Linked DNA regions of Homo sapiens: all the other regions are linked to region 1. Evidence: read pairs that join two places in POLR2A ChIA-PET (ENCODE). Cell type or tissue: MCF 10A. All regions are shown on one strand. Links, peaks and the distances in the headings refer to the core of each region. The heading gives the core; the rest is flanking DNA.

What was found. Peaks named below come from ENCODE experiments on the same cell type or tissue, not always from the same donor. Only the 100,000 strongest peaks of a DNase experiment are listed, where the experiment ranks them.
Region 2: POLR2A ChIA-PET joins it to region 1 with 6 read pairs; 2 of 35 experiments call an interaction of 5 or more read pairs at or near these places.
Region 3: POLR2A ChIA-PET joins it to region 1 with 5 read pairs; 9 of 35 experiments call an interaction of 5 or more read pairs at or near these places.

Annotation. Positions count from the first base shown.
Region 1 is chr12:63,949,337-63,961,014 of GRCh38, forward strand. All of the region lies in intron 1 of SRGAP1 (SLIT-ROBO Rho GTPase activating protein 1), which reads left to right. Among named protein-coding and RNA genes, the nearest start is that of SRGAP1, 110 kb to the left of the region's middle. In MCF 10A, for the core only: no CTCF peak of the experiment used is centred there; a DNase peak (open chromatin) is centred at 6,645.
Region 2 is chr12:64,034,051-64,042,066 of GRCh38, forward strand. All of the region lies in intron 4 of SRGAP1 (SLIT-ROBO Rho GTPase activating protein 1), which reads left to right. Among named protein-coding and RNA genes, the nearest start is that of KICS2, 180 kb to the right of the region's middle. In MCF 10A, for the core only: no CTCF peak of the experiment used is centred there; no DNase peak of the experiment used is centred there.
Region 3 is chr12:63,899,692-63,911,369 of GRCh38, forward strand. The region is part of intron 1 of SRGAP1 (SLIT-ROBO Rho GTPase activating protein 1); the gene reads left to right. Among named protein-coding and RNA genes, the nearest start is that of SRGAP1, 61 kb to the left of the region's middle. In MCF 10A, for the core only: no CTCF peak of the experiment used is centred there; a DNase peak (open chromatin) is centred at 6,040.

The DNA.
Region 1 (11,678 bases), core at 3,760-8,759:
TTTTTTTTTTGCTGTTGGTCTTTGAAAAACTTGGTGTCTTGGATCAGACATTTTTATTATTTATTATTATTATTATTATTATTATTATTATTATTATTATTATTATTTTGAGACGGAACCTCGCTCTGTCACCCAGGCTAGAGTGCAGTGGCGTGATGTTGGCTCACTGCAAACTCTGCCTCCCGGGTTTGCGCCATTCTCCTGCCTCAGCCTCCCGAGTAGCTGGGACTACAGGCGCCTGCCACCACGTCCAGCTAATTTTTTGTATTTTTGGTAGAGACGGTGTTTCACCGTTTTAGCCAGGATGGCCTTGATCTCCTGACCTCGTGATCCGCCCGCCTCGGCCTCCCAAAGAGACATTTTTATTTTTAAGGATACAACGTATTGTAGAAATGCGGTAGAGCACATATGTGGAATTTTATAACTTTGAAGCAGCTTTTCAGTTTGTGAGTACTCATCATTACTGACAACTTACTTTTCTGACCATCACCAGAGGAATCCAATTAATGATTCTTTGGAGGAAAAAATAAGAAAGGAATCCAAACTAATATACACAAAAATTCCCTTCCCTGATACTGATTGAACCTAATACTAATAGCTCTTGTTTTGAATTTCATAATTCTAGAAGAGTTAAACTTGAAAATGTATCTCTAAACAATGCAGCCTCTGTTTTCCACCAAAAGGCGGTGATTGTGTTGAGCATTTTAACTGGTTATCAGACCTCAGGCTGCCGGTTTGAAGAGTGAACTTTGGCAATAGGAACTTGGCTCTCAATCCTGTTTTGCAGCTGGCTAGAATGTGAATAAACTTATTGAAAGACATATCTTCTCAAAGAAGGAGAGGAATAAAGCCCTCAACCTAATAACCTTCCTCCTTTCTGACAGCCCCCAGCCTCCACATACCTTTTTAGAAAGCATCTTCAGAGAGAGAGGTTTTTAGATGTCCAAAACCTCAGAGAACTAGACAGTTCTTGCTCACTAGTAATCCTCATCTTGGGAGATTTATTCTTTGCTAAGTCCCTGCACCAGGAGTGTGGTTTTCTTTCTGACTTCTCCCTCTTTAAGGAATTGTGCAAATACCACAAGCTTTTTGTGCTTTTTGTAACTCAACTGTTTCTTTTTTGCTTTTATTAGAGTCCATCTCTGTTTTCTGGCAGGATGATGGCTCTAACGTGCTGCACATGGTGTCTAGGTGGGCCCTTCTCTCCAGCTCATGACATGCTTGTAGCTTTCTTTCAGAGTGGCACTTTGGGGCAACATCCTGTTAATCTGAGAAAGGTTTACCTCTTCCTGTGTCCCTCCGTGCCCTCCTTTCATCCCAGAGCCCGCCATCTTAACCAAAGTCTTTGAGTTTTCAAGGAGGTGATAAAATCTGTATAAACCTTTGCATTCCGTAGAATTGTTGACATTCTCTAAATGGAGCAGAAACATTTGAGATGTGTTGGAAGCCTTGCCTGGCATTGATCATTTCAAACAGTGACCTTTTCTCCTTACACAGTGTCTTCTCTTCTGGAAAAGCCTACCTGTGTGTCCTGTCCTGAGTCCCCCACTCCACCCCACCCCACCCCCATTATGCATTAGTTGCCCCACATTAGTGTTTTCTTAACAATTTTCTACTTGTTGCCATGTCAGCACCTATGTATTATATGACAATTGTCTGATTTTTTTTTTTTTTGGTAATTATGTGGGGTCCTAGAGAACGGGAAGGGATTCATTCGTATCCTTACTTTATCTCAGGTGTCTTATCTGAGTACCTGACACATAGTAAGTACTTAATTCATATTTGTGAATGGGCTGGTCCATGCCATTTAGAACTCTTTTTTTTTTTTTTTTTTTTTTTTTTTTTGAGACAGAGTCTTGCTCTGTCACCCAGGCTGGAGTCCAGTGGTGTGATCTTGGCTCACTGCAACCTCCGCTTTCCGGGTTCAAGCAATTCTCCTGCCTCAGCCTCCCCAGTAGCTGGGATTACAGGCGCCCACCACCATGCCCGGCTAATTTTTGTATTTTTAGTAGAGACGAGGTTTCGCCATGTTGGCCAGGCTGGTCTCGAACTCCTGACCTCAAGTGATTTGCCTGCCTTGGCCTCCCAAAGTGCTGGAATTATAGGCATAAGCCACTGCACCCGGCCTTCATTTAGAACTATTTTAACCACTGCCCTCACCTTGTATGCTAGGTGAAGAATGTGTTCCAGCAGCCACAGCAGCAAAACTGATCTGAAAAACAACTCTATCAAAATTTGTACAGTGTTCTTGTCCCAATTCTGGCAGATATTTTTAAGTGTTGTAGAGCTTGCTTACAAGAAACAGATTAAACTTAAAGAGAAGGCTTCTTCCACCATGGCTCTTTATTTTATTTGAATTTTTATTTGTTTTTTTTAGACTGACTTGTAGAATGTTTATGTTGATGGAATGAAGACAAACTTTCTCAAGATTCCTCAGCATGCTCCTGGTTTTCTGATTTAAAAGCTCTTGCTGTTAGGGGAAGATCTGCTTTTCAGACTTAGTAACTGATAGTCTTACATAACTATATACATTATGAAAACATTTTATTGCTTAGAAGGAATATACTTTTATTCAGTGGATCCAGTTTTGGGTTTGTGTGTGTGTGTGGAGGTGGGGGTAGGTTAAGTGTGATTTAGCCAATTTTTAAAATATGTAATAGAGAGTAGGAAGGGGTCAGCTTCTCACCTATGGCTCATGCAGAAAATGACCTTGTTGGCCTCAGTTAGTTAACATTTTTATCATCTAGTACACAGGACAGTTTTAGAGTCTGTGTCCTCCTTACTTTAAATGTACACTCACCCCCCTCCCCACTCTGCACCTCACTATTCTGCTTTCTGTAGCCCTAGTGTACCAAAAATAGTGAAATAGAATGGATGAATAAGACCCCCACCAGGGCTGGATGCAGTGGCTCATGCCTGTAATCCAGCATTTGGGGAGGCCAAGGCAGGAGGATTGCTTGAAGCCAGGAGTTTGAGACTAGGCTGGGCAACGAAGTGAGACCACATTTCTACAAAAAAATTTTTTTTTAATTAGCCAGATATGGTGGTATGCACCTACAGTCTTAGCTACTGGAGAGGCTGAGGTGGGAGGCTTGCTTGTGCCCAGGAGTTTGAGGCTGCAGTGAGCTATGATTGTGCACTGCACTACAGCCCAGGCAATAGAGTAAGACCTGTCTCTTAAAAAGAAAGAAGGAAGAAAGGAAGAAAAGAAAGAAAAAATCCACACCAATGAGCCTTCCTTCTGATTTCTGGATGAGAATCAGATGCATCCTGCCTTTGACACACCAAATAGAAGTTAGTCCCAGAATGATCAGCTTAGTGGGCCTCAGACACAGTTTATGTTTCATGGTACTGGGGATAAAAAATATCTTGATGAAGCCCTTACAAAGAGCCCTGAGTGGAGGTGCTGAATAAACCTAAACTAATAGGGAGGAAGGGAAAAGGAGTTACAGGTGCTAACACTTTTAATTTTTTTATTTTTTATTTATAAATAGAGACAGGATCTCACTATGTTGCCCAGGCTGTTTTCGAACTCCTGGCCTCAAGCAATCCTCCTGCCTCAGCCCCTCAAAGTACTGGGATTATAGGCATGAGTCACTGTACCGGGCCAGGTGCTAACACTTTTTAAACACTTTGCATGTATCATTTCATTTAATCTTTAAAACAACTTTGAAAGCAGGTATTGTTCCCATTTTGCTGGAGAAAGACATCAAGAGAATAAGTAATTTGCCTGAAGTCACACAAATAGTAAGTGGCAGAGGATGGCTTCCAACTTAGATCTCTGACTCCAGAGCTTGTACCGTTTCCATTATACCAGATTGTCCAGTGGCTTATTGTTAAGTGGCTGCTGATAGTGTGATAAGACAGTACTGGAAAGTGGGGAGAAAACACAGGGATTGGGAGACAGAAGGTAAACCATATGTGGAGAATCTGACATGGTACATCATCTCATTAAGTTTCTATTTTATTTTTTTCATCTTCTCAGAAGGAAAAGCCTTTTCACTTTTTAAAGTCTCTGCCTTATTCTCTTTTGCACAGGTCTTCATGTAAGTTTCTTGATTGATTTTTTTTTTTTTTTTTTTTGGTGGTAGGATCTCACTCTGTGGCCCAGGCTGGAGTGTAGTAGTGTGATCTTGGCTTACTGCAACCTCTGCCTCCCAGGCTCAAGCGATCCTTCCACTTTAGCCTCCCGAGTAGCTGAGACTATAGGCATGCACCACCACACTTGGCTAATTTTTAAAGTTTTTTTTTTTACAGACAAGATTTCACTTTATTGCCCAGTCTGGTCCCAAACTCCTAGTCTCAAATGATCCTCCCGCCTCAGCCTCCCAAAGCACTGGAATTACAAACATGAGCCACCTTGCCCACTGCCCATGATTCCATCATCTGGAAGAGTATGAAGTATAAGGTTAAAGGAAACCATTCCTTCCAGACTTTCATCCTTGCTGCCATCTCAGTATTTAAAAAAATAACATGGAACTGGTTCATGTCAGCACTTCTAGCAATGGTGCTGTTGTTAACAGTGGAAATACATTTGGAGAGCTTATCATTGGCTTATTTCTGAGCCCTAAACTTTCACTGACAGTCTTCCCAATATATGAAAATAAATTGTGTATTTTTCACCGTCAATCTTTTTTTGTTGTTCTTGTTATTTAGGACATTTCACTAATTCTCTTTGCTATTCTACAGACATCGTCTTGGTAGCAGAGGCACTCACATACATCCATACATCAGTCTCAGTGTTTCTTCTATAAAACTTTGCAGAGATATTCTTTTCTGTTTTGTTTTGCTCAACAAACTGTGATTTGAAAGTAGCTCCATAGGAAACTTTTTTTCCTCTGCCTAGGAGAAAAAGGTTGTAGTTTTATATAACTCTATTAGGAAGATGTCTTAAAGAGTCAAAAGATTAAGATCACAGAAAAGTTAACATTCTAGCATTTTGTTTACATATTTCCTTTTCATGAAAAACTTTTCTTGCCCTAGCAATTTCTAATTTTCTTTTATTCTTTGCCTTATTTAAATGGAATTTTCCCCCATCTTTCTCATTAAAAAGAAAAAAGCACTGGGCGCCATGGCTCACGCCTGTAATCCCAGCACTTTGGGAGGCTGAGGCGGGTGGATCACGAGGTCAGGAGATCGAGACCATCCTGGCTAACATGGTGAAACCCCGTCTCTACTAAAAATACAAAAAATTAGTCCGGCGTGGTGGTGGGTGCCTGTAGTCCCAGCTACTCGGGAGGCTGAGGCAGGAGAATGGCGTGAACCCGGGAGGCGGAGCTTGCAGTGAGCCGAGATCGTGCCACTGCACTCCAGCCTGGGGGACAGAGCGAGACTCCATCTCAAAAAAAAAAAAAAAGAAAAGAAAAAGCAGTGTGAGTAGAGGCAATTTGAAGCAATGGAAAAATAGTTGAGCTACACAATTGTAGGTTTGAATTAGAGCTTTGCTGCTTCCTAGTTTGTGGGACCATTAACAAGTTACTTATCGTTTTGGAAACTTGGTTTTTTAAATCTGTAAAATTAGTATAGAACTGCCTCCAAGGTTGTTTTAAATAATAAGTGAGGAGATGTATGCAAAGTGTCCCAATTGTCAGTACACTTCCTCCTTCCCCTTTCCTTTTTTTTAAATTAAGCTTTTAAAAAATTATTTGCTTTTGAAGCCTTTTAAATTTATTTTTAATTTTTAAAATTAACAAATAAAAGGCCCGGCGCGGTGGCTCGCGCCTATAATCCCAGCACTTTGGGAGCCCGAGGTGGGCGGATCACTTGAGGTCAGGAGTTTGAGACCACCCTGGCCAACATGGTGAAACCCCATCTCTACTAAAAATACAAAGAATTAGCCAGGTGTGGTGATGTGCACCTGTGGTCCCAGCTACTTGGGAGGCTGAGGCAGGAGAATCACTTGAACCCAGGAGGCACAGGTTGCCGTGAGCCGGGATCATGTCACTGCACTCCAGCCTGGGTGACAGAGTGAGACTCTGCCTCAAGAAAAAAAATAAATAAAAATAAAAACTGCATATATTTATGGTGTACAACATGACATTTTGATATAGTTATGCATTGTGGAGTGGCTAAATCAAGCTAATTAACACATGCATTACCTCACACACTTATCATTTTTTTGTGGTCCTTCTTAAATACTTAATTTAGTTAGACTTAACTCCTCATGCCAGTTCTTTGTAAAGGTCATTATAAATACCCACTTGACTGAATAAGTGAAAATGTAACTTTAAGAGAGACTCCACTGTGGCATAAGATAAGGCCAACTGATAGAAAAGGAGTTAATTCTCAATGTTGGTTTTCTTCATAAGCCATCTGTTTTTCAGGTACTGTATTGACTAATATGATGTTCATAAGTTTCTCTTTTTTATTTTTGAAAAAAAAAAACAAGCTTTTGAAGAGGGGCCTTAAACTGAGTTATATTTGAATTGAAATAATGAGCTGCTTATGGACATTTGAGTTTGGGATAGGAAAAAAACTTTTAAAATATAATTTGAGCAAATTCTTTTCTTTTAATGACTATTATTTTGCCTGGACCCATTTACTGAAAATTATTTGAGGATGTACAGTTCTGATTATAAATCACTTCCCTAAAAGTACTCTGTGTTCTCAAAAGGCTCCGTCCGAAAGTGAACACGTGCTTCAGTTTGTTATGACTGAGCTACTGATTGTGCAACACACTTTTGATAAGTCACTGATGTCTGTTAGCCCTGTTTGCATGACATAAGAGTGATTTCTTTTTTTTGAGACAGGGTCTAGGTCTGTCACCCAGGCTGGAGTGCATTGGCGCAATCCCGAGTAGTTGGGACTACAGACATGCACCTCCATGCCTGACTAATTTTGTACTTTTCTGTGAAAAGTACAAAATTACTGGCTGGTCTTTAACTTCTGGGATCAGCCTGGTCTGAAACTTCTGGGCTCAAGCGATCTTAAACTTCCCAGGCTGGTCTGAAACTTTTGGGCTCAAGCGATCCGTCTGCCTCAGCCTTCCAGATTGCTGGGAATACAGGCATGAACCCCTGCACCCAGCCTAAGTGTCATTAAAAATTTGATCTGTTATATAGGCACTAGGTAGAATGTCTGTCAGATGCATATTTTCAAAGTTGCAGATGCATAAATTGTGCAAGGAGGCACCAAGGCTATAAAAAAAACAACTTGTGTAAACGCCTTTAAAAGGAAAACAAAAAAATAGTTCAAGATGATTGGGTGCTGGATAGCAGAGAAGCATATGAAATAGACATACTGAAAGAGCAACAAGAAAAACTTTTAAATATTATCTCCTAATACAACAAAAATGTAAGGAGCTCTTATCATCTGGTCTCAGGTTTTGAGCAGCCTCCTGTTATTGATAGGATATGTTTGCTTGTTGATGATCAGTAAGCAAGGCTTTTTTTTTTTTTTTTTTTTGCAGCAGCTTTATTGAGATAGAGACATACACTTTACTATTTCCAGTGTATAATTCCATGGTTTTTAGTATATTCAGAGCTGTGCAACAATCATCACAATCAATTTTAGAACATTTTCACCATCCCCAAAAGAAACAACACACCCATTAGCCATCACTCTCCATTCTGCCCTAAGCAACCACTAATCTACTTTTTGTCTTTATAGATTTGCCTGTTTATGAAGTCATATATTTGTCCTTTTATGTCTGTCCTCATTCATTTAGCATAATATTTTGAAGGTTCATCCATGTTGTAGCATGTACCAGTACTTCATTCCTTTTTATTTCCAAATAATATTCCGTGGTGTGGATACACACATTTCATTTATCCATGCATCAGTTGACGACCATTTGAGTCATTTTTACTTTTTGGTTATATGAATAACGCTGCTGTAAACATTTGAAGGCACAGTACTTTTCCAGGTCACATTATCATTGAAGATCGTGAATCACAGGCCGGGGTCCTCACCATTGCCCTAACTGGTCCAGGTGAAGACCTGGACATCAGCAGGTCAGCGCCAGTGAGCTTCCTGGGCTTCTGCCTCCTTGGCACACTCACATTTGTAGGTCATCTGCTCAGGTTTAGGCTTCTGGTAGGAGACCACCATGAACAGGAACAAATGCCTGTGGCTGGGCCAGCGAACCCATAACTATGATGGGACATCCACAAGTATCTGGCCCTGGAGAAAAGATGGAAGGAAGGAGCCAGAGTCAGGCATAGCGCAGCCTGGCCATGCCTCTGTTGACCTCAGCTTTCCTGTCTAAGATGCTCTAGGATACTCTGTGTCTGTGGCAACTTCTAGAGAAACAAAGTTTCTATAAAATGCTGCTCGTCCCTGCCCTTACCCCACTCCAAATTTCATATTGAAAAAGAAAAACCATATGGGAACTGAGAGAGAGCATATGGGTGTGAGGTGAAACATACGGGCCGATAGAGGCAGGGCTGCAGTACCCGTCTGCTTGTCTTGGTTACTTGTCTATTGCTTTTTAATGTGTTCCTTTTTTCTCTCAGCAATTTTGTTCTTGGAGGATTTGCTTTTCCCTTCCTTTGTGCATGATTTAATCTCAAATGAGATGAGTGATATAAAAAAATCTCCAGAAATGGTTTTTTGCTCAGACCTGCATCTCTATTCTGCATGCCTCTGCGGGGTGCTGAGTCTGGGACCACGAGGACAAAGTGCATAGTGCACTGCATAGTGCCACCTGAGGCACAGCAGCCCTGGGGAAGGATGCAGAGCAGTCTTGAGTACCTATCTGAAGTCTTTGAAACTAGCTTCTTTTCTGGCTCCAAAGAGATACTGAGATACTGGGATGGGTATATACCCTTAGGATGAGGGGACTGAGTTTTTCCAAAATTGTTACTGACATGGCTGAGAACATGCTTGATAGGGAATAAGGTGAGTGACAGCTTGAAGAAAACACCCTGGCACCCAGTGGTATTCTTATGGCCCTTGCATTCCTTCTCAGAAACCTTGCAGAGCCCCAGAAAGTTCTCCTGGCCCCATCCTCAGAGTGCCACTCTCCGTGCAGTGTGCTCAGCTGTCTTGCAGGGATGGTTCGGTTTACTCCCTGTCCCTCCCTTCTCACTCCCCAGAAGATGGAGGAATTAGGACCCTCCTTACCAAAAGGCTGTGTCCCACACTTGCTACTAATTACAAAATTGTCTACTAGGTGTTGCAGGCTGGTTTTCATAGTGGCCATTAACTATGATTGATTGTCCTTGTTGAACGATGACTTGATGAGCAACTTCACTGAATGTTTAATAAGGTGAAGTAGAGCACAGAGGATATCATTTTAAAAATACTGAGTGTGGACAGTGAAGATTATCATTTAATTTGGTACTTAGGTAATTAGGTTTGCAAATAGGAGGCTGGTTGGCCAAATTGTGTTACTTCAGGCAAACTCTTAAGTTGTTTACCTGCTTTCTGCAAGTGTTACTTTGAAAAAACAAAATCCCAATGATGAATTGAAATTAAGTCCTAAAAATCATACACCACACCTTACTATAAGCCTTGTCAACGGAAGGCTGATTTTTACTAATTTCTTATATTTAAACTCTAATTTTCCCTCGGTGTTCTTTTTCTGCCTTTGATTAATGGTGTGTCTATTCATCAAGTCCCATTTATGTAAAGCATTTATTGAAGTTGGGTAATTGCTGTCTTTTATGTAAGTAGAATGTCTTGCTCCAGGGAGGTAATACAAATAAATGCATTGTACATTAGATTGAACATCTTTCAGTTCATCAATTACAGGATGGGGTGTTTTTTCATTACCAGAAGATGAGAGTTACTTTGCCACTTTAGTCAAAACATGACCCTAGCAAGACCCAAAATTTAATTTGGGGCAATCTGTTTAACTTCATCCGTGCCAGAAAACCAGATACCATCTACCCTAATCGTCTGATTTAAAATTTTTAAAAAGTTACTGAATTTTTCCAGAGAAACACATATCTGAAATTATTATGAGAAAATAAGTTCTGATTTGCAAAATCTAGTTTGCAACATATATTCTTTCAGGAACATAACTAGCTCATAAACTGAGGACACCTGTTCACTTAATTTTTTTTCCTAATTCAGTATTGGTGCCAGGACAGCTGGTTAAACTTGGAGGAAGTTTTACTATATTCCTTAAAATAGTTGTGAAGTCCAGTGCAATAGTTAAAGCTAGAATAGAAACTCAAGAAATCCAATTCAGCTGGCACTGATCATGAATATTTAAACCCATGTCATTAGATTATCCATAGTTATTTTGTGAGGATTTGCTGATAACGTTTCTTTCCAGATTTGAAATCCCTACTTGTGTGAGGGGTTTTTTTTAAACTGTTAATGGGAGCCTTAGTAGATTTATTAGTAATAAACAGTATGTTTTTCTGATTATGATTCTTTTAAATAAGTCTTCCAGTTAATAATAATTACGTTTATTGAAGATCTACACTGTATTGGGCATGAAATAGTATATTACTTAACCCTTACAACAACCATATAATATGCATTCTTATCTCTCCTTTAAAGATGAAGAAACTAGTGTTCTTCACTAGCCTCCCTCAAGGGTCACAAAGCTGGTAAAGTGGCAAAGGAGTGTTGGAACCCAGGTGTGTGAGATGTCAAAGCTCACAGGCTTAATCACTAGACTTTACTCAGATGAATTCATCAGATTTATCTTCTGGCTTTGAAACTTTCAAGTCCTTTGCATTATCCCCTTTTAACTCAGCATTGAGGTGAAGTGAAGGATGGACTTGACCCTGTGGCCTCCTTGTACTATGTGTGCATCCACATCCTTAACTCCTGATGAAAGTTCTAATTAGTGCCTAGACGATGGATCAACTTTTTACAACACCCACATTGTGGAAAATGCCTGCGTGTTTGGTCCAATAGTGGAATCCATTTAAGGTGACATCAATAGGAAAATGACACAGATATTCTAAATCACCAACTGGAATTCCGAGAGATGAATGCTGAAATTCTTACTTTCCTTGTCATTTCCACCAACATCCTTTCAGACTGAGGGTTCCCCTCCGGAGCTTCTGTGGGTTCCAGCTCCATAGTGCTTCCCATGTTTGTCCGTCCTTCTCCTTGCCCCTCCACCGCCAGCTGGTTTTCGGCTTCTCTTTTCTTCTCTACTCTTTCCTTCCAAGGAGCTTCCTCATGGGTTCCTCTACCCCCAGTCTGACCTTGCTGCAGTCATTCTGCTACCAGAGTGATCTTTTTTATGCCACTTTCTTGATGAAAATCCTTCTCTGGCTCTCTCTTGCTTTCTCAGTCTTTTTAGCTCCTATAGCACTCAATAACCTGTGGTAGGCTGAATAATGGCTCCCCCAAAGATGTTCACATCCCTATCCCCAGAATCTGTGAACATCACCTTATATGGCAAAAGGGACTTTGCAGACGTTATTAGGTGAAGAATCTTGAGATAGGGAGATTCTCCTAGGTGACCCAGTGGGCCCAGTGTAATCACAAGGGTCCTTATAACAGGGATGCAAGAGAGTCAGAGGGAGAGAAGGTGATGATGTGACATTGAAGCAGAGATTGGGGTGTGCTTTCAGTCCAGGGCCAGGGGATGTCAGCAGGCTCTAGAAGCTGGAAGAGGCAAGGAATGGATTCTCCCCAACAGCCTCCAGAAGTCGCTAGCCTTCCTGATGCTTTGGTATTTGCCTCTGAAAAATCATCTGGACTTCTGCACTCCAGAACTATAACAGAATAAATCTGTGTTGTTTCAAGCCACTACGTTTGTGGTCATT
Region 2 (8,016 bases), core at 3,017-8,016, 84 kb after region 1:
TTGCTAAAATTCTTAACATATTCACTGATATGGTTTGGCTCCGTGTCCCCAACCAAATCTCATGTTGAATTGTAATACCCAGTGTTGGAGGTGGGACCTGGTGGGAGGTGATTGGATCATGGGGGTGGTTTCTGATGGTTTAGCACCATCCTGCTCGTGCTGTCTCATGATAGAGTTCTCACAAGATCTGGCTGTTTAAAAGTGTGTAGCACCTCCCCCTTTGCCCTCTTCCTCCTTCTCTGGACACATAAGACATGCCTGCTTCCCCTTCACCTTCCACCATGATTGTAAGTTTCCTGAAGCCTCCCCAGCCATGCTTCCTATACAGCCTGCAGAACTGTGAGTCAATTAATCCTTTCTCTTTATAAATTACCCAGTCTCAGGTGGTTCTCTATAGCAGTGCAAAAGCAGAGTAGTATATAAATGGAAATATTGCTGATTTTCTTCCTTTTACCTCTATTAGAAACAACAATCCCTCCAATCATGGAAAAATTATGACCTGTTATTGAAATGAATTATTTAATGGCATTCTTTTCAAATATCAATAGCTGACATTTACTGTGCACTTATATGTCAGCCTCTTCTGTGCTCTTCGTATGTGTTAACACATTTTATCCCCCCCACCACCTTAGGCAGTGAGTAATATTGTAATTCTGATTTTACAGTAAGGAAATTGAGGCACAGAAAGGTTAGGTTACTTGCCAAAGACCTCACAGCAAGTAAGGGCAGAGGCAGGATTTGAACCCAGGCAGTCTGTCTCATGAGTCGGAGCTCTTAACCATGAGTATGCTACTACTCAAACTGAATTGTCCTATAAATGCTGCTTTGCAAGTGTAATTGAAGTTTTGTAAACTTTGCTTTCACTGATTTATGAAGAGCCACATTGGCCCAGGGAGAGAAGGTGGGTTTGTGAAAGTTTATCATTGTAACAGTCCTGCTGGCCACTCATGACCTCAGGGATCAGCAACTCTTTCAGCCCTGATGCTGGGAACAAGAAAAAAAAAAAAAAAAGAAAAGAAAAAAAACTTTCTGGTTTCACTTGCAGGCCTTAAGTGGGAGGTGGGGGATGGGATGGGAACTGAGAAACAGAGACATCCATTGTAGGTGTATGTTAAGGGCTGGCTTCTCATGCCTTTATATCCTTTATATAAATGAAATATATTATCCATTTTTTTCTCTCCCTAAATGGGCTTCCAGACTTAAATATAAGCTGATTACAAAGAAGCCTGGGAATTTTTCTCTACCTAATTCTCACTCAGCCTACCCTGAAGTCCAGCAACTGCCCCTCTCCCACCTCTGCATATATCCACTTCCTATTTGTAGTGCAGTAAGAGTAGGCTGGCCTTTGTGTCACCCCTACTGGGGAGAGATTATGTCTTTCATCTCTAGTCTCAAGGCCTAGCACAGTGTCTGGTATTCAGACACTCAGTAGCTGTTTGGTGGATGAATAAATAAAATCAGTATACATTGCACCCTGAAACCTGGGCTAATGTCTACCTGATTCTAGAGTAACTGTCACCATACATTGAAAAAGGCGCTAATTATAAGAGGTGTGTGTAGACAGGCCAAAAGCATTTCCAAAGTGTGAATTCAGGAGTGTTTTATAAATGTGTGTCTTTGCAGTCGCCTCCAAGGCCATCCTTACTGATATATTGTTTTAGTTTTTATGAGGTTTGTGCTAGCCCAGTTCTCAACATGAAATAGCAAAAAGGCATCTGTTGGTCTGCTTTTATTGTACCTCAGTTCTCTCTGCTGCTTTGCCTTTGGGAGACAGTGGCCTGCACCTATCTGCTTAGAGCCTGGATATGAAGGCCCAAAGCCTGCACTGTTACTTCTACATCATACCTTAGACACTGTCAAGAATCATAACTACCCACCGTGCTGTGTGCTTACATTCTGTCATTTCATCCCCATTTTACCTCGAAGGAACTGGAGCTCAGGGGCATTAGGAAACTTGCCCACTTAAGAATTGATGGCACTGGAACTCAAATCCAGGTCTTCCTGGTTCCAGAGTCTGTGTTCATCAGCGGGTTTGGCCAGGTATACTAAAGAGCAAGAAGACTGGAGATTGCAGATGTAAAGATCATGGCACACGTGTCCTGAGTGCTCTTTTTGAGGGAATTCCTGCCCACTACCACTGTCTCAAGCCGCCAGAGAGACAGCTTGCCCAAAGAGAGGCTGTGACCTGGAGGGAGGTACTGTGGCTGTGTTAGGTTCCTGGGGTTCAGCTGAAGGTGGCCCTGGTGGCTTTCCCCACGCACCTGAGAGTTTCCTGGGAAACAATGGGCGTGGGCTTCCAAGGCTGTGGTATTACCCCAGTGGTTTGGTTAGTCTGGCACTTGCAGAAATTCAGCTACAGTTAGAGTCCTCTTATGTATTGATTGTAGAAAATAGATCTTTATCTTAGGTAGTTGATAAGAAACCCAAAGAATGTAGTTTCTCAGAAGAGCTTTTAGTGATTAATGGATTTAGTGAAGCAGCAGGCTATATAGAGTTAGGAAATATTGTCACTAACATACTGTTTTTCATCTCCCTTCCCTGCCAAACCACCACATCATTTCTTTTCTGAGAGGCCATAAATTCCAACACTAACCATATTTCACAAATGACTTAGAACTATTTGTCATCCCATTAGTCCAATCCCAGGTATTTATTGCTGGTGCTATTTTGGAAGCCGAGGATAGAAAAGAACAATGCCAGATGCATTGTAGATGTTTAATAAATATTTGTTAAGTGAATAAATGGATGGACAAGCTTACTATAAAATGGGTTCTTATCCTTCATTTGATTCTCACCTATTTTACTCATACTGTATATGAGACAGTTTTAAGAATCTGAAGGTACATAAACATGACTGGTACCCTGGCTCTTCTTACAGGACAGTCCACAATCTGGGTGGTACACAGAGATCTGTGACATATAGCTAAAGTGCTATGTGCTGAAGACTCTGAATGAAGAGCTGTCTTGAAAGACAATACTTGTCTTGGCAATCAGAAGAATAAGATCCCTCTGGCTGAGAAGCCAGGGAACACTTAGCCATAGGTGAGATTTAAGCTTGCCATGGAGAATGGGTCAAATGTCAAAAGGAGGAGGTGCTGGGGGACAGCAGCTCAGGGACTTGCTTGGGAGAAGCTGCAGAGGCAGGAACATATAAATTCTGGGGAGGGAGCCGTGAGTGACTGACTCAGAGTGGTACACAAATTGCTGCTTGGATGGGTGTTGGGACCAGTCTGATAGCATTGAACTCCATGGTAGAGGGAATCATGTCAAGTTTAAGAAAAGGTCAAAGAGAATGGTAACAGGGAAAAGGCCTTATAACTGTCATCGTGGATTCTTTTTCTTATTGTCCATTCCCTCTTCCTCCGTACTAAATGAAGTCACCCCAAGCCATCCTGCATATCTCCACCATGTTATTACTAAGACACTGCTTTGACCATACTGTCTGCAACACTGTGGATTCACCAACACCTATAGAATACATTATGCCCTTCTTAGTGGGGGTTTCAAGACTCTTTGGCCCATGCCAACTTATCTAATCTTATCCTTCAGCTTGTTACCCAACCATCTACTTTCCAAGTTCTTCCCTGGACCCCTTCTCTGCCATCTTGGTCTGCTCATGCCCACCTCACCTGTGTGCTTTCCCGCATCCCTGCCTTATTAGAACTTTGCTTGTACCATCTTTCTAGCCTGGATGCCCTCCCTTCATCTGTGCCCATCAGAATATCAAAGGCCCATTTTTTAGTCTCCAAAATTTTAAACTCTTAGAAGATGGAAACCAAGTATTTCTTTTCACACCCATCAGTGGGTTATGGGTGGTAAGCACCAAGCACATGTTGAATACATAAATATCTTTCATCCTCTCTTTTCCTCTATTCCTACATATAACTAAGAGTGACTGTATCCCTTAGATAAAGAGGCCTTCCAATTGTATGATACTTTAGACTTTCCAAAGGTTATGGCGTAGCAGTCCCAAACACCTCATCTGAAGCCAGGCTGTCTGGGTTCCCACCATTGCTGTGCCAGCTGTGTGACCTTGGACAAGTTACATAACCTCTCTTTGCCTCAGTTTTTTCATCAACATAAAGGGAAGAATAAAGGTACTTATTTCATAAGAGTTTCTAGAAGGATTAAATATGTTATTCGTAAAATGCTGAAAAGTATGTCTAGCACATAGTGAGCATTATATAATGCTTGCTAAAGTAAATTATACGTATATATGTACATATCTGTATATATTGTATACATAGATATATATAGTAAATACTCAATAAAATTTAAATTAAAAAAATACACACACAGGGACACACAATTTGGCATCCATGACGACCTTGTAAAGTAATCAAGAGGCATTAAATAATTTCCCGACACCTAGTAATTGTAGATCCATTCCTGGGATCCGTGTCTTCTAACTTTTGAGCCAGTAGTCAAAAAGTAGAAACTATATCATTAATCTATTGATCTCTCCAACACATATAGTTTTCAGATATATAGTGATTTCTTAACACGAAGCATTAAATTTGCTACAGGTATTTTTATTATTTTGATTTAAACTATAAGAGTAGTGTCAGATACATGATATGGCCATGTCAGTAAGAAAAAAATATTAACTTCTGTGCAAGTTATCATATAGGATATCCCAATCTCCTAAGGAAATTCATGACGTGGGTCGTTTTCTACTTGACTATTTTTTCAGCAGTTGAGGAAAAATGGAGCAAGAAAGATAAATTAGGTGTATTGAATGGAGAATTATGCATGAAGTTTTAGTAGAGAAGAATTCAAACAGGAAAATATGCTATGGGAGTACATTTACATGGCTATATGCCTGTCAGGTCATTTGGTATGCAAAGGCTTGTGTTTGCATTAAGCTGGTGGAGAAGCTGTTATTTTCTTTGCAGTATGTATTCAAAATGCACCTGTAAAAAATAAAAGCTTTCCTTTACTTCTCTGAAAAAGAAAGAGAACTGTCTGTTATTTTAAACACAAAATACATTTGACTTCTGTCAACAGCTTACATTTTAAATAATGCAGTTTGTACTTGCATTCATTATCTGCAATTAGAGTTCTCGAAAAAGCTTTTAGCGTTTATCTCCCCAACTTTTAAAATTCATTCACTGTAACTGTTAACATTTTAGTGAATAGTGGAAACCCTAAGACAAATTGGAAAACTCAACAAAGAAATTTGCTTTCCGGAAATTACCACCGAACTAGGTAGAGAATACTCAGCTATTGTGCTGAACCACATTATGATGAGATACACTCTTTTCTTTCCAGCGTTAGGTCAGACTCAAATGTTTTCCTTTTAACCCACACTAGTCAGTAAGGAACACCCTGCTGGCAGTCAGCGCAGTATCCTTTCTCTCAGGCTTAGTTTGTGCAAACTACCTGTTTATACTAGTCCTCAGTGTCCAAGTCAAGCAAGAGTCAGAAGTTCAGATTTTTTCTTTGCGATAATTTATTTAAAAGAAATATTTCTCAGATACTCGGGGTGGCCTGAGGTGCCTTTTCATCCAAGTGTAATGAGAGTCACATGTTCTCATTTCCTCACTCCTATTAGCAAGAATACAGACAGCTGAGCAACGTGTGTGTGTGTGTGTGTGTGTGTGTGTGTGTACACCCTCTCATTTTAAGATATAACTGGAACCAAGACCCAAATATAATAGTATGTGGGTTTGCTTCAGGCAGGGAATAACAAGAGCCAAGCCTAGAAAGAAATGCAAGGTGTGTGTAGATTCGTTGACCTTTTGCTGTTTGCCCAGCTGCGGGGTGACTCCCTTTTCATTTCCCAGCTGCTCAGCTGCTTCCTACTGCTATTTTATTTTGCTTTTAAACTGGAGTAGCCAACCAAACTTCTCCCAGACAGGTTCAATAATTACTAAAAACAGACAACTTTCCAATTACACACGGCTCAGAAAAAGCTGCCAGTGCTTTATATTTTAGCCCTTACTTTGTTCTGGCTCTGTAATGCCTTTAACATGATTTACCAGCTTACATTTTTAAGGAAAGCCATCATCAGATTTTATGAAAATAAGTAAAGGTTCTTCGTTAACCCCATGTTTTACCCTTCAAAATAGTCATCTTGAGAACATGTGTTAAGTTGAACCATAAGAAAATGCTGATTTTCCACCTTTTTAATAACCTACAGAAACATCAATTTCATATGGATTAACCTAAATAAATATATTTGTTCCAGTGATGCTTCCAGGTCTCAAACTATTTAAAAACTCATCTCTTGAAATGAGAAAAATCAAATTCATTACTTGAAAACATTGCATTATTCTCAACTTCTTAGACCTTAGTTATAAAATTGGCTCTGAGTAACGTGGTTATTTCCATATGAAATGAAGTCTGTCTTCTGGGGATGAGAATTTGACATCATTTATAATAAAGTACTGCCACAAATGCTTAGCACTGGGTGCCGAGTTCGGGTGTGCTCCTCGATACATCCTTTGCATTGGAGTCATCACACCTTACATGTGTTGTTTCTTTTAAGGAGCATAATTGTGCTCAAAATACACAGGTTTTCGAATTCACCCGGATGTCTGACATATGAAAGCATACTGAAATTATATTGGAAAAATTATGATTTTCAGATAAAATCTGTGACTCTGAAATCTGTGACTGTTACTCTCCTGTACCTAAGAATACAGAGATTACATACCGATTTATAGGTACCGTTATAAAAATAATGAATAGCTTGTTTATTATTTAAGAAAATATTTATTAAGCACCTATGTTGTCTGAAATACTTTCAGAGATAACACAATAGATCAGTTTATTTTAATTAGCTGAGTATAAAATTGGCAATATATTACTAAGTCTCAAAAATGTGCATATTCTCTAATGCTGCAATTCTATTTCTGAAAATTTGTCCTAGGAAATATGACACAATTTTGTACACAAACTTTTTTGTAACAATAATATAGCCAAAATGTGTAATAATTGAGGATTCATTCTGTAAATTTTAATACATTATGAAATTGTTATGTTCTATATATTCCTAAATTTATTAAAATTCAAATTACATATATCATTTCTAAGAGAATAAATTAGATATACATCAAAGGTTTTTAACACAACTTTATAAAGCAAATAGTTGAAATATCCTAAAGTTTTTAACAATGGGGAATTAAGTTATGGAACAGTCATATAGACAAATACTATGTAGCACTTAAAATTATGTTTAGAAGAATATTTAATGATATAGGAAAATATGCTGATATCTAAGTGGCAAAGGACATTGTAATCTAAAAATTACAAACGTAGGATGATCTCAGTTTTTTAAAGAGAGAAATCATATATGGCATTTTATTTTATTTATTTATTTATTTATTTATTTATTTATTTATTTTTTTGAGGCAAGGTCTCACTCTGTCACCCAGGCTGGAGTGCAGTGGCACAATCTCAGCTCACTGCCACTTCCACCTCCCGGGCTCAACCAATCCCCTCGCCCCAGCCTCCCAAGTAGCTGGCTCTACAGGTGCATGCCACCAGGCCCAGCTAATTTTTTTATATTTGTAGAGACGGTCCCGCTGTGTTGCTCAGGCGGGTCTCAAACTCTTAGTTAGGCTCAAGCAGTCCTCCCACCTTGGCCTCCCAAAATGTGCTGGGATTACAAGCGTGAAGCCACCATGCCCTGCCCTTAGTTTTAACTGCCATCCCCTCACTACAGTAGCCAGCCATATATGGCATTTTTAAAGGAAGAAATGTGTGTACATGTGTGTATGTGTGTGTGTGTGTTTTCATAGAGAAAAGGCTGGAAGGCTTTATACTAAAATCTTGTCAGTGGTTATCTTTGATTGCTTTTTATTTTCTTTATTTTCTTTTATATTATTATTATTATTATTATTATTATTATTATTATTATTTGAGATGGAGTCTCACTTTGTCACCCAGGCTGGAGTACAGTGGCACAATGTCAGCTCACTCCAACCTCCACCTCCCAGGTTCAAGTGATTCTCCTGCCTCAGCCTCCCGAGTAGCTGGATTACAGATGTGCCAACACACTTGGCTAACTTT
Region 3 (11,678 bases), core at 3,280-8,279, 50 kb before region 1:
TTTACACATCCAGTTAGGTTACAGTTCATTATGTACAGGGAAACCTTGGGCTAAACTTAAAATATGTAAGGAGGCAGCATTAGGCTAAACCGAATTTAACAATGTGTGCATGTGATTTTAAAAATCTCTATATTATATATGTTTGTAAGTTTAAATAGAAGCTATGAAGTGACTCCTTATATAATAAATGTAAGGTATCTTTGCTCCAGTGTATCTGCCTTTAGAAATAACTCACTAATAAATATGAGGCACTGAACTCGATGCAGAAGGCATGTTACTGTCAAAAAACTTTCTAGAAGCTTGATAGAGCTCTTAACAGGGTTTATTTTGGGGGAGAGCATGTAATAAATTGTAGTCTTAAACTGTTACAGATTTCCTGATACCTCCAATGGACTATTCTACCTTTAATTTGGTAAATAAATGATGTTGATGACAACAGCTTTGCAGTTATGAACTAAGCAATGCCTTATGTCTCCGTTTGCCCTTGCTTTTTTCTTTTTCTTTTTCTTTTTCTTTTTTTTTTTTTTTTTTTGAGGTGGAGCCTCGCTCTTTCACCCAGGCTGGAGTGCAGTGGCACGATCTCGGCTCACTGCAGCCTCTGCCTCCCGGGTTCAAGCGATTCTCCTGCCTCAGCCTCCTGAGTAGCTGGGACTACAGGTGCGTGCCATCACGCCCAGCTAATTTTTTGTATTTTTGGTACAGACAGAGTTTCACTGTGTTAGCCAGATAGTATCAATCTCCTGTCCTTGTGGTCCACCCGCCTCAGCCTCCCAAAGTGCTGGGATTACAGGCGTGAGCCACCTGTGCCCGGCCATGCTTTTTTCTCTAATTAAAAATAGGGCTGGGTTTGGTGGCTCACACCTGTAATCGCAGCACTTTGGGAGGATGAGGCGGGAGGATCAGATGAGGCCAGGAGTTCGAGACCAGCCTGGGCAACATGGCAAAATGCTGTCTCTACTAAAAACACAAAAAATTAGCCAGGTGTGGTGGCATGCACCTGTAGTCCCAGCTACTTGGGAGTCTGAGGCATAGAATAGCTTGAACCTGCAGGCAGAGGCTTGCAGTGAGCTGAGATCACGCCACTGCATTCCAGCCTGGGTGACAGAGCGAGACTCTTATCTCAAAAAATAAATAACAAAGAAATTATTGTTTAGGGTTTTGTACTATCAAACCTAAGTAAAAAAACAATGTATGCTAAAGAAAAGGTTTATGTATAACAGGAGTGAGCAGTAGAGGTGATAAAACACATCTCTTTGAGAATGTTTATAGATTATGACCTCTCAACCACACTTGTGCACCTATTTTTTTTTTTTTTAAATGAGAGACAGTTCTGACCTGCTGGTTTGGGTTGCTGCTATGTGGCTGTTCAGTCATTTATTTGCCAGGCATTTTGGAAACACTTATTTACTATGTGCCAGTTACTGTCCCAGGTGCTAAGAATTCAAAGGTTAATAGAATTAAGGTCCTTGCCCTGGAGAAACCTCATAGTTGCTCTTCAAAAGCAGTATTCCTAATATGGTTTGTTCTTGCTTCTCCATACTAAGAGGTGAGGAACCCCAGGGCAAATAATTTCAACACTGGATAAATCTGTAAAGAAAAAATGAGCCATTCCCAGTCCTGCACCATGTTTATGCAAGTTTATTTTCCCCAGTTCTCCAAAATGTAAAGTCTCCCTGTTGAGTTGTATTGTCTGGTCTGATTTTGGTACATGCTGAGCTCACCCCTGTCTTTCTGCCTTTATTATAGCTTGTTCCTCCTTCCCCTGTAATCTGAATTCTACTTGTGCTTTAAAGCTGAGCAAAATGTTACTTTGTCCACACACAGTGCCATTTCTTTCTGGTTGTTCCTGCTCAGCCTGAGCGCTCCATAATCTTGGCCTATCCATCATTGACGTCACAACAGGTTAGCCCTTAATCACATATTGTTTTGCACATCTTGTTTGTTTTTAGTCATACCTCCCCAACTGGATTGTCTGAGCTTTAATGGGACAAACTGCTACTAACCACAGTTTGGCCTCCCAACTTTTTGAGGAAGAAAGCTAGACTCTAGCATTTGATGGGTGGCATTTACAAATTAATGAGATTTTAAAATTAACTGGATTATCATCAAGTTTCTACCCACATGAGTAATAATCAAGCTTGAACTCTAAATTAGAATTGTTTAAGCCCTGTAGGTTGTCGAGTTTAATTTAACATCATCTTTATGCAATAAGTCACCTAACATTGTTCTTCATGAAAATTTAAACCAGGGATTGGCAGCTCACTGGACTTGGCTTGCAAGCTTGCCTTGTTTGGACTTTATAGTACTTGCAAAATCAAGACATGTTTTACAGAAATTTGGCTGGGGAGTGTGGTGGCTCACGCCTGTAATCCCAGTACTTTGGGAGGCTGAGGTGGGCGGATCGCTCGAGCTCAGGAGTTCGAAACCAGCCTGGGCAACATGGTGAAACCCCATCGCTATTAAAAAATTTATTTAAAAACATTTTACAAAAGTTGAGATCTCTAGTTTGTCTGAAATAACCTTCCCCATTCCAATGAACTGTAGGGAAAACAGCTAATTTTCAAAGAGCCATGAAAAAGGCAAGTAACAACAAGATTTATTGAATGTTTACTATGTTCTAGACACTATTCCAAGAACAGTATTAACCCTCACAGTATTTCTAGTAGGTAGATACTATTATTAAACTTATTTTATAGATGAGGAAGCTGAAGCTCAAAGAGATTAATCAACTTAATCTCCAGGGTGTTTCAGGGTCACAATTTGTAATTTGTGGAATGGAGATCCAACCTAAGCAGAAAGCAGACTAACCACAGTTACCCATAATCATGCTTTTACTGCCTATTCAGAGAGACTGGAGGCATCTGTTCAAAAGTCTTCCCTAAAATGATGGACTAGATTTGGTTATAAAGTAACTAAATCCATTTTAATATGTGCAAGTGGAACAGTTGCTTATTTTTCTATTTCCTCAGTTTGCAGTTAACTTAATTCTAAACTTTGAAACAAAATGACAGCTGCATGAAGAGACCTGCACAATCCAATTGCTTAAAATTAGTTTGCTTGCTTATTATTATTTTGATTAAAGACTTACTATTTTTGTCACATTTGCTCATTTCCTAGGGTTATAGCAACCTCAGTCTTCCTAAACTGAACTGATCTTTGTTTTCTCTGGATTCTGTCTGTACTTTTCATTTGGTCATTCCATCATATCTTTTGTTTTAGTCTTGACCTCCCAATTAGATTGTAAACAGTTTAAGAATAGCACAATTCTTTATTTCTCATCTATGTATAATGTAACAGAACATTTAGAACAATTTTTACAAAGTTGGTTTTTACAGGTACTGTATGTCTGAAATGATACTAGGATTAAACTATTATATATATATATATAAAGTGTGTGTGTATGTGTGTTTGTGTGAACTATTATTTGGGAAAATTTTAAGCACGCTTTCAAGTAGAGAGACTAGTACAATGAATCCACATGCACTCATACTCAGCTTCAACTAATGTGTTTTTTGTTGTTGTGTCTTGTTTTGTTTTGTTGAAATGGAGTATCACTCTGTCACCAGGCTGGTGTGCAGTGGCATGATCTCTGCTCACTGCAACCTCCAGCTCCTGGGTTCAGGTGATCCTTCTGCCTCAGCCTCCTAAGTAGCTGGGATTGGCGTGCGCTAATTTACAATTTGCAAATTGTAAATTTGTATTGTATTACAAATACAATACGTTTTTGTATTTTTAGTAGAGACAGGGTTTCATCATGTTGGCCAGGCTGTACTTGAACTCCTGACTTCAAGTGATCTGCCTGACTCAGCCTCCCAAAGTGCTGGGATAACAGGCGTGAGCCACCGCGCCCAGCCTGTTTTTTTGTTTGTTTTTTTTTTCTTTGAGACAGAGTCTCACTCTGTTGCCCAGGCTGGAGTGCAATGGCAATGGCGCAGTCTTTGTTCACCGCAACGTCTGCCTTGAGACAGAGTCTCACTCTGTTGCCCAGGCTGGAGTGCAGTGGTGTGGTCTTGGCTTACTGCAGCCTCCGCCTCTCAGGTTCAAGCAATTCTCCTGCCTCAGCCTCCTGAGTAGCTGGGACTACGGGCGCCCGCCTCCACACCTGGCTAATTTTTGTATTTTTAGTAGAGACGGGGTTTCACTGTGTTGGCCAGGCCGGTCATGAACTCCTGACCTCGTGATCTGCCCGCCTCGGCCTCCCAAATTGCTGGGATTACAGGCATGAGCCACCACACCCAGCTCCAGCCTGTTTTTTTAAATTGTGAAATACACATAATGAATATTTTATATACTATATATATGTAGGAATAACAGTTAAAAAATAAACTCCATGTTGTGATCACTTAAGAAATGAAATGTTATCAATACTCCTAAATCCCCTGGAATGCATTCCCTTCCCTCCCACCCGAGATAACTCCCACCCTGAATTTTGCACTAATTATTTGTGACTGAGATTGCCGCATTTGTTTGTACACCAACAACTATGCTCCTTTCTCCTTTAGTAATACAACTCCCCAAGTTTTAACTGGATGCCCACCTTCTAAAGACTATATTTCCCATGTTCCCTTGCAGTTATATATGAACATATCAGCAGGTTCTGATCACACATTTCTGTTCACAGTGATGTGAACAGAAATATGTGCAACTCCCGTGTTGTGTCCTTAGAAGGATTGTGCTCTATTCTCTCTTCCTGTTCTATTGATTGGAATGCGAACATGATGGCAGGAACTGAAGCAGTGTCTTAGAGACTATGAGATGGAAGTCAGGTGTTGAGGATGGAAAGCAAAAGGATTAAATAACTAGGTTTTATTCTCTCCAGCTGTATGTGGCACTGTCCTTGTCATTTCTCTTCTAATGTGTCCTGGTAAGCTTTACTTACACAGTTTTAAAGATTTATTTTTAACAAAGTAACATGGTCACATGTTCAAAATCCACAAGATATTAACATACAGAGTATGGCTGGGTGCAGTGGCTCACACCTATAATCCCAGCCCTTTGGGAGGCCGAGTTGGGAGGATCGCTTGAGTCCAGGAGTTGAAGACCAACGTGGTCAACTTTGGGAGACCCCCATCTCTACAAATATGTTTTAAAAAATTAGCCAGGCATAATGGTACATGCCTCTGGTCCTAGCTATTTGGGAGGCTGAGGTGGGAGGATCACTTTAGCCAGGAGTTTGAGGCTGCAGTGAGTCACAATTATGTCACTGCACTCCAGCCTGAGTGACAGAGCAGGACCCTGTCTAACAAAACAAAACAAAAATACAGAGAAACAGAGTGAAAACTTTCCGTTTTACCTTTGCTGCCTGCTACCCTCCCCCAAAGGCAAATAGTACAACCAACTTCTTTTATATCTTTCCAGGAAAATTTATGTATCAGTATGTGTTTTAAATATAATTAGATTATAAAATTTAGGAAATAGTTATAGTTCCTAATCAGAAATGTCCGAGGGCCTTTGCTTTGGGCCATGGTTCTGGGTTTTATCTTAAGTGGCAATTTCAGTATCGTTAGTGCCTTCCTAAAGGGCTGCTGAAAAGAATTCTGAGGCATGTTGTGTTCAGTTAAAAAACAAAATGTTATGATCATTTATCAAAGTCTGCTTTGGGCACAGGAGTGGGTAGTGGCCACATGTGTCCAGGTTATCTGATGACTAAGCTGTCATTCTCTTGAGTTCTTTGAGTTTAGTTGATGAGAGCTGAGCAAAGAGGAGTCCCAGCACAGTAATATCGGATGGTCCAACTATCTGAACTGCAGTAAAGGACGAGAGTATTTTGAAAAAGCCAAGTGCATGTGCCAGAGCTTATGCATTTTACATACTGGGGAATCTGAAAGCTCCTGCCTAAAACTTCTTTGGTCTTGATTTATACAGAGCTCTAAACTAACAAGTTTAATAAGTCAGCTTCCTAATTCAAAGAACAATAGAGTCAGTACGTCGGAAAGGAGAAAAAGAGTACTTGCTATATGTAAGCCATGAACAGAAGTAAGAAATAGACAGGATGACAACACAGGAAGAACTTAAGCCACAGTAGCCTGGGGCCATTTAATGGAGGAACAGACACTCTCACATACTTCAGTAAACCCTTTTGCTATGTTGGAGCTATAGCACAGCAAAATGCAATAATTAGTGTTTATGGAGATGCGCCTGAGTCATCAGGATGGTGTGCTCAGTGCGCTATATTTAAAAGGTTAGACTCAATCAGACCCATGGAGGAATGGTAGCTTGCAGCCTTGAAAAAACAGAATAAGCAACTGAGAAGCCTAAATTGATACAGTTGTGCAGCCATCACTGCAATGCAGGTGTAAAATATTTTCATTACCCCTAAAAGTTGGCCCCCTCATCTTTATATGCAGTTAATCCCCAATCCCACCCCAACCCTAGGCAACCAATGGTCTACTGCCTGTCTCTATAAATTTGCCTTTTCTAGACATTCATATAAATGGAATCAAATAACATGTAGTATTTTGTCCCTGGCTTCCTTCACTTAGCCTGTTTTGAGGCTCATCACATGTATCATGAGTCAGTAGTTCATTTCTTTTAATTGCTGATTAGTATCTCATTGTATGGATTTTACATTTTACTATGTATAAGTCCTTTTTTTTAATAGTTCTTTTTTTGTTTGTTTCTGGTTTTTTTTGTTTTGTTTTGAGACGGAGTCTGGCTTTGTCGCCAAGGCTGGAGTGCAGTGGTGAGATCTCGGCTCACTGCAAGCTCCGCCTCCTGGGTCCACACCATTCTCCTGCCTCAGCCTCCCGAGTAGCTGGGACTACAGGCGCTGCCACCACGCCCGGCTAATTTTTTGTATTTTTAGTAGAGACGGGGTTTCACCGTGTTAGCCAGGATGGTCTCAATCTCCTGACCTCGTGATCTGCCCGCCTCGGCCTCCCAAAGTGCTGGGATTACAGGTGTGAGCCACCACGCCTGGCTGATTTTACATTTTACTTATCCATTTACCTGTTGTTGGATATTAGATTATTTTCAGTCACATTTGCTTTTGGGTTAACAATTGTTACCAAGTAACAATCATGAAGCTAAAATGATGATACAGAATTTCACAATTTGTTTTTCTCAGGGCTCCTTAATATAAAAGACTCCATTCCATATTCAAATTTGAGAAATACTGTTTAGGCATGTAAAATGTATCAGCAGTGTCCTAGTGACTATACTCACCCACTTTTAATTTTTATTATTTGTATTTTTTTTTTTTTGTGACTGAGTCTCACTCTGATACCCAGGCTAGAGTGCAGTGGTGTGACCACAACTCTGTTTAGCATTTTGAGGAACTGCCAAACTATTTTCCAAAATGGAAACACAAATTGTGCCTCGTTTTGTGTTCCCACAGCAGTATGTGAGGGTGCTAATTTCTCCACATCCTCACCACTACTTGTTATTATCTGACTTTTTAATTTTATCTATCCTAGTGAATGTGATATGATATCTCATTGTGGTTTTGATTTGCACTTCCCTGATGGTTAAGGATGTTTAGCATCTTCTCATGTACTTATGGCCATTTGTGTATCTACCTTGAAGAAACATATTCAAATTATTTGCCCATTTTAAAATTGAGTTAGCCAGGTGTTGTGGCTCATGCCTGTAATCCCAGCATTTTGGGAGGCTGAGGTGGGTGTATCACCTGAGGTCAGGAGTTCGAGACCAGCTTGGCCAACATAGTGAAACCCCATCTCTACTAAAAATGTAAAAAATTAGCTGGGTGTGGTGGCAGGCACCTGTAATCCCAGCTACTAGGGAGGCTGAGGCAGGGGAATCGCTTGATCCTGGGAGGTGGAGGTTGCAGTGAGCTGAGATCACGCCATTGCACACCAGCCTGGGCAACAAGAGGGAAACTCCATCTCAAAAAAAAAAATTAAAGTAAAATAAAAAATTGAGTTATTTGTTTTTACTGTTGAGTTGTAAGAGTTCTTTATATTTTCTAGATATAAACTCCTTGTCAGATATATGATTTGCAAATATGTTCTGTCATCCCGTGTGTTGTCTTTTTGCTCTCTTGATGGTGTCCTATGAGGCATAAAAGTTTTAAACTTTCATAAAGTTCAACTTATTTTTTATTTTGTCATTGTGGTTTTGGTGTTATTTCTAAGTAACCATTGCCTAACCCAGGGTCATTGATATTTACTTGGAATTTTATCGTCCTAGCCCTTACATTTAGGCCTCTGATTTTGTGTTGATTTTTGTGTAAAGTATAAAGTAGAGGTCCATATTCACTTTTTTGCATGTGGATATCCAGTTGTGCAGCACCATTTGTTGAAAAGACTATTCTTTTTTCATTGAATTATCGTGCTATCCCTGTTGAAAATCAGTTAACCATAAGTGTGAGAGTTTATTTCTGGACTTTTAATTCTGTTCCATTGATGTATATTGATGCATATGTATGTCCTTATGCCAGTACCACACTATCTTGATTAATTGTAGCTTCGTAGTAAGCTTTGAAATGTGAGTCCTTTAACTTTGTTCTTTTCAAGATTTTTTTTTTTTGCTATCCTAGATTGATTATATTTCCATATGAATTTTGGAATTAACCTGTCAGTATTTGCAGAAATTCAAACTAGCTGAGATTTTGATAGGGATTGCGTTGAATCTATACATCAATTTGGAGACCATTGCCTTCTTAAAAATGTTAAGTTGTCTAATCTATGACTATGAGATGTCTTTCCATTTATTCAAATCTTCTTTAATATTTTTCAACAATGTTTTGTAGTTGTTAGTGTGTAAGTGTAAAGCTTTTTTTTGAGATGGAGTCTCGCTCTGAGATCTTGGCTCACTGCAACCTCTGCCTCCCAGATTCAAGCGATTCTTCTGCCTCAACCTCCTGAGTAGCTGGGATTATAGGCACCCACCACCACACCTGGCTAACTTTTGTATTTTTAGTAGAGACAGGGTTTCACCATGTTGGCCAGGCTGGTCTTGAACTCCTGACCTCAAGTGATCCACCTGCCTTGGCCTCCCAAAGTTCTGGGATTACAGGCATGAGCCACTGTACCCAGCTGTTAAACTTCTTTTGTTAAAGTTTTTTCTAGTTACTTCGTTCTTTTTGCTGCATAATACTGTAAATGGGATTGCTGCCTTAATTTTTTTTCTAAATTGTTCATTGTTAGCATATAGAAATAGAGTCTTGTGTATTAATCTTGTATCCTTTCACATTGCTGAACTTGTTCAACTTCCCTTTTTGACTGCATATATATTTACAATAATAATCTTTTTTTTTTTAGACGAAGTCTCACTCTGTCACCAGGTTGGAGTGCAGTGGCGCCATCTTGGCTCACTCCAACCTCTGCCTCCTGGGTTCAAGTGATTCTCGTGCCTCAGCCTCCCAATAGCTGGGAGTATAGGTGCATGCCATCACACCCAGCTAATCTTTGTATTTTTAGTAGAGACGGGGTTTCACCATGTTGGCCAGGATGGTCCTGATCTCTTGACCTCGTGATCCACTCGCCTCAGCCTCCCAAAGTGCTGGGATTACAGGCATGAGCCACCACGCCGGGCCTACAATAAGAATCTTAATGTAATTCAGTGATATTTACTTATGGGTTTGTGAAATCAAGAAAAATTATTTGAACAGCTGTGGAATTTAAGGGCATAAAACAATTTGGGCCCCTTGCTCCAGGATTTTATGATCTTTCTCACATGCAGATATGACTGTTTCCACCTATGCATCCTACTTGATCTCTTACCACATCCCTTGCTCTATCCCTTGACCTCCATCTCATCCTTTCACTTTGTGCTTCAACAGATATACTTTGCATTCTGGCATTTCTTTTCAATTGTATGTGCTTTTTCCTTTCCCTGTAACAGATTCCCAGGGTATACTTTCAAATCTCAGATATTCCTGACAGTGATTGCCCCCAGGCAAATATAGGCACACTCTCTGTGTTCCTGTCGTCTTTTTTGTACATGGCTCTGCTGTCGTATTTATACTATATACCAGAATTGTCTCAGTGTCTGTGCACTCTTGGGCATGACTTTGTAAAGCATCTTGGAACCAATTTATTCTTGTCATTTACTATTTGCTTGTAATTGCTTATAACAGTGTGTATTAATCAGGTTTCTCTAGAGAAACAGAGCAAACAGGATATATTTCAGCAAGTCCCAAATCTGTAGGGCATGCTGGCAGGCCAGAAACTCAGGCAGGCATTGATGCTGCAGTCTGGAGACAGAATTTTTTCTCTTTAGGAAACCTGAGTTTTTACTGTTAAGGCCTTTCAGCTGATTGAATGAGGCCCACCCACATTATGGAAGGTAATCTGCTTTACTTAAAGTCAACCCGTTATAGATGTTAACCACATGTACACAATATCTTCATAGCAACATCTAAATTAGTGTCTGATTAAATTACTGGATACAGTAGACTAGCTGAATTGACACATAAAACTAAGGATCAGAGTGTAAATTTCTGTAGGAAAGCATCTGTGTCTTTTGTTTCTCTTTACTCCAGGGGATCAAATGCAATGCTACATAATCAATTGATGTTTTACAAATGCTTGCTTGAATGATTGAATGACTTCAACAAGGTTAAGTCCAAAATCCAACTTGACAACTTGAGAGTTATAATTTTGGCAAGATTATTTCTGCTAGCAGGTGTTCTTTATTGTTAGATTTTATTAGCAGGAAATTGTTTCCCCCAATCTCTCTGGCAGCCCAATTATTTTCACTAAATATGCCTATACCTTCTGTTCTGGGTTTATTTCCACCTCAAGGTCACTGATCTATAATCTGCTATTGTCTTTAGCTGACTATCCTTCCAACCGTACTTAACTATTAAATAAATGTAGCATTCAAGAGTAACACAATGTAGTTACATTTCCTTCCCACCCTCTTCTGACCCATTTTGATCTTGCAAGCATTGGGGTCTTTCTACAGGAACAGTAATACTAGGTGTTTTGAAACACATTAAAGTCATGGTACTTTAGAGGGGAAAATGCATGGAACCTTACAGTAATGATTTAGTAATATCTATAAGACATGGTAGGGAGGCATAAAGAAGGCAAATATGGAGTAGAGAGGTTTGTTGCTCGTGGTTATAGGTACACCATAATATTTTCTCTTGTGCTTTTATATTCACTACTGGTGATGGTAAAACCAATATAATATGTTGTCTTTAAGGGACAGTGCCTTTTGGGAGATGGGAACAGTGGAGAGGTCATCCCAGTCTGATCTTAAAAGGGCCTACCCCAGAGTGGAAGAGATCCTCCATTTGTCCTGACAACTCTAGAGTAGAGATGTGGACATGTTTTGAGAATAGAGGAGAAAGGAATAGTCTCAGAAACAATACACTTGACAACAAATCCAAAGTATATATAAAAAAAGAAAACACTTTGGCCAGGTGCGGTGGCTCATGCCTGTAATCCCAGCACTTTGGGAGGCCGAGGCTGGTGGATCACGAGGTCAGGAGATCGAGATCATCCTGGCTAAAACGGTGAAACCCCATCTCTACTAAAAACACAAAAAATTAGCCAGGCGTGGTGGCAGGCACGTGTAGTCCCAGCTACTCAGGAGGCTGAGGCAGGAGAATGGCGTGAACCCAGGAGGCGGAGCTTGCAGTGAGCCGAGATGGCACCACTGCACTCCAGCCTGGGCGACAGAGTGAGACTCTGTCTCAAAAAAAAAAAAAAAAAAAGAAAAGAAAACACCTCAATAACTTTAAGGTGTCACCCAGCACAGTGTTTTTA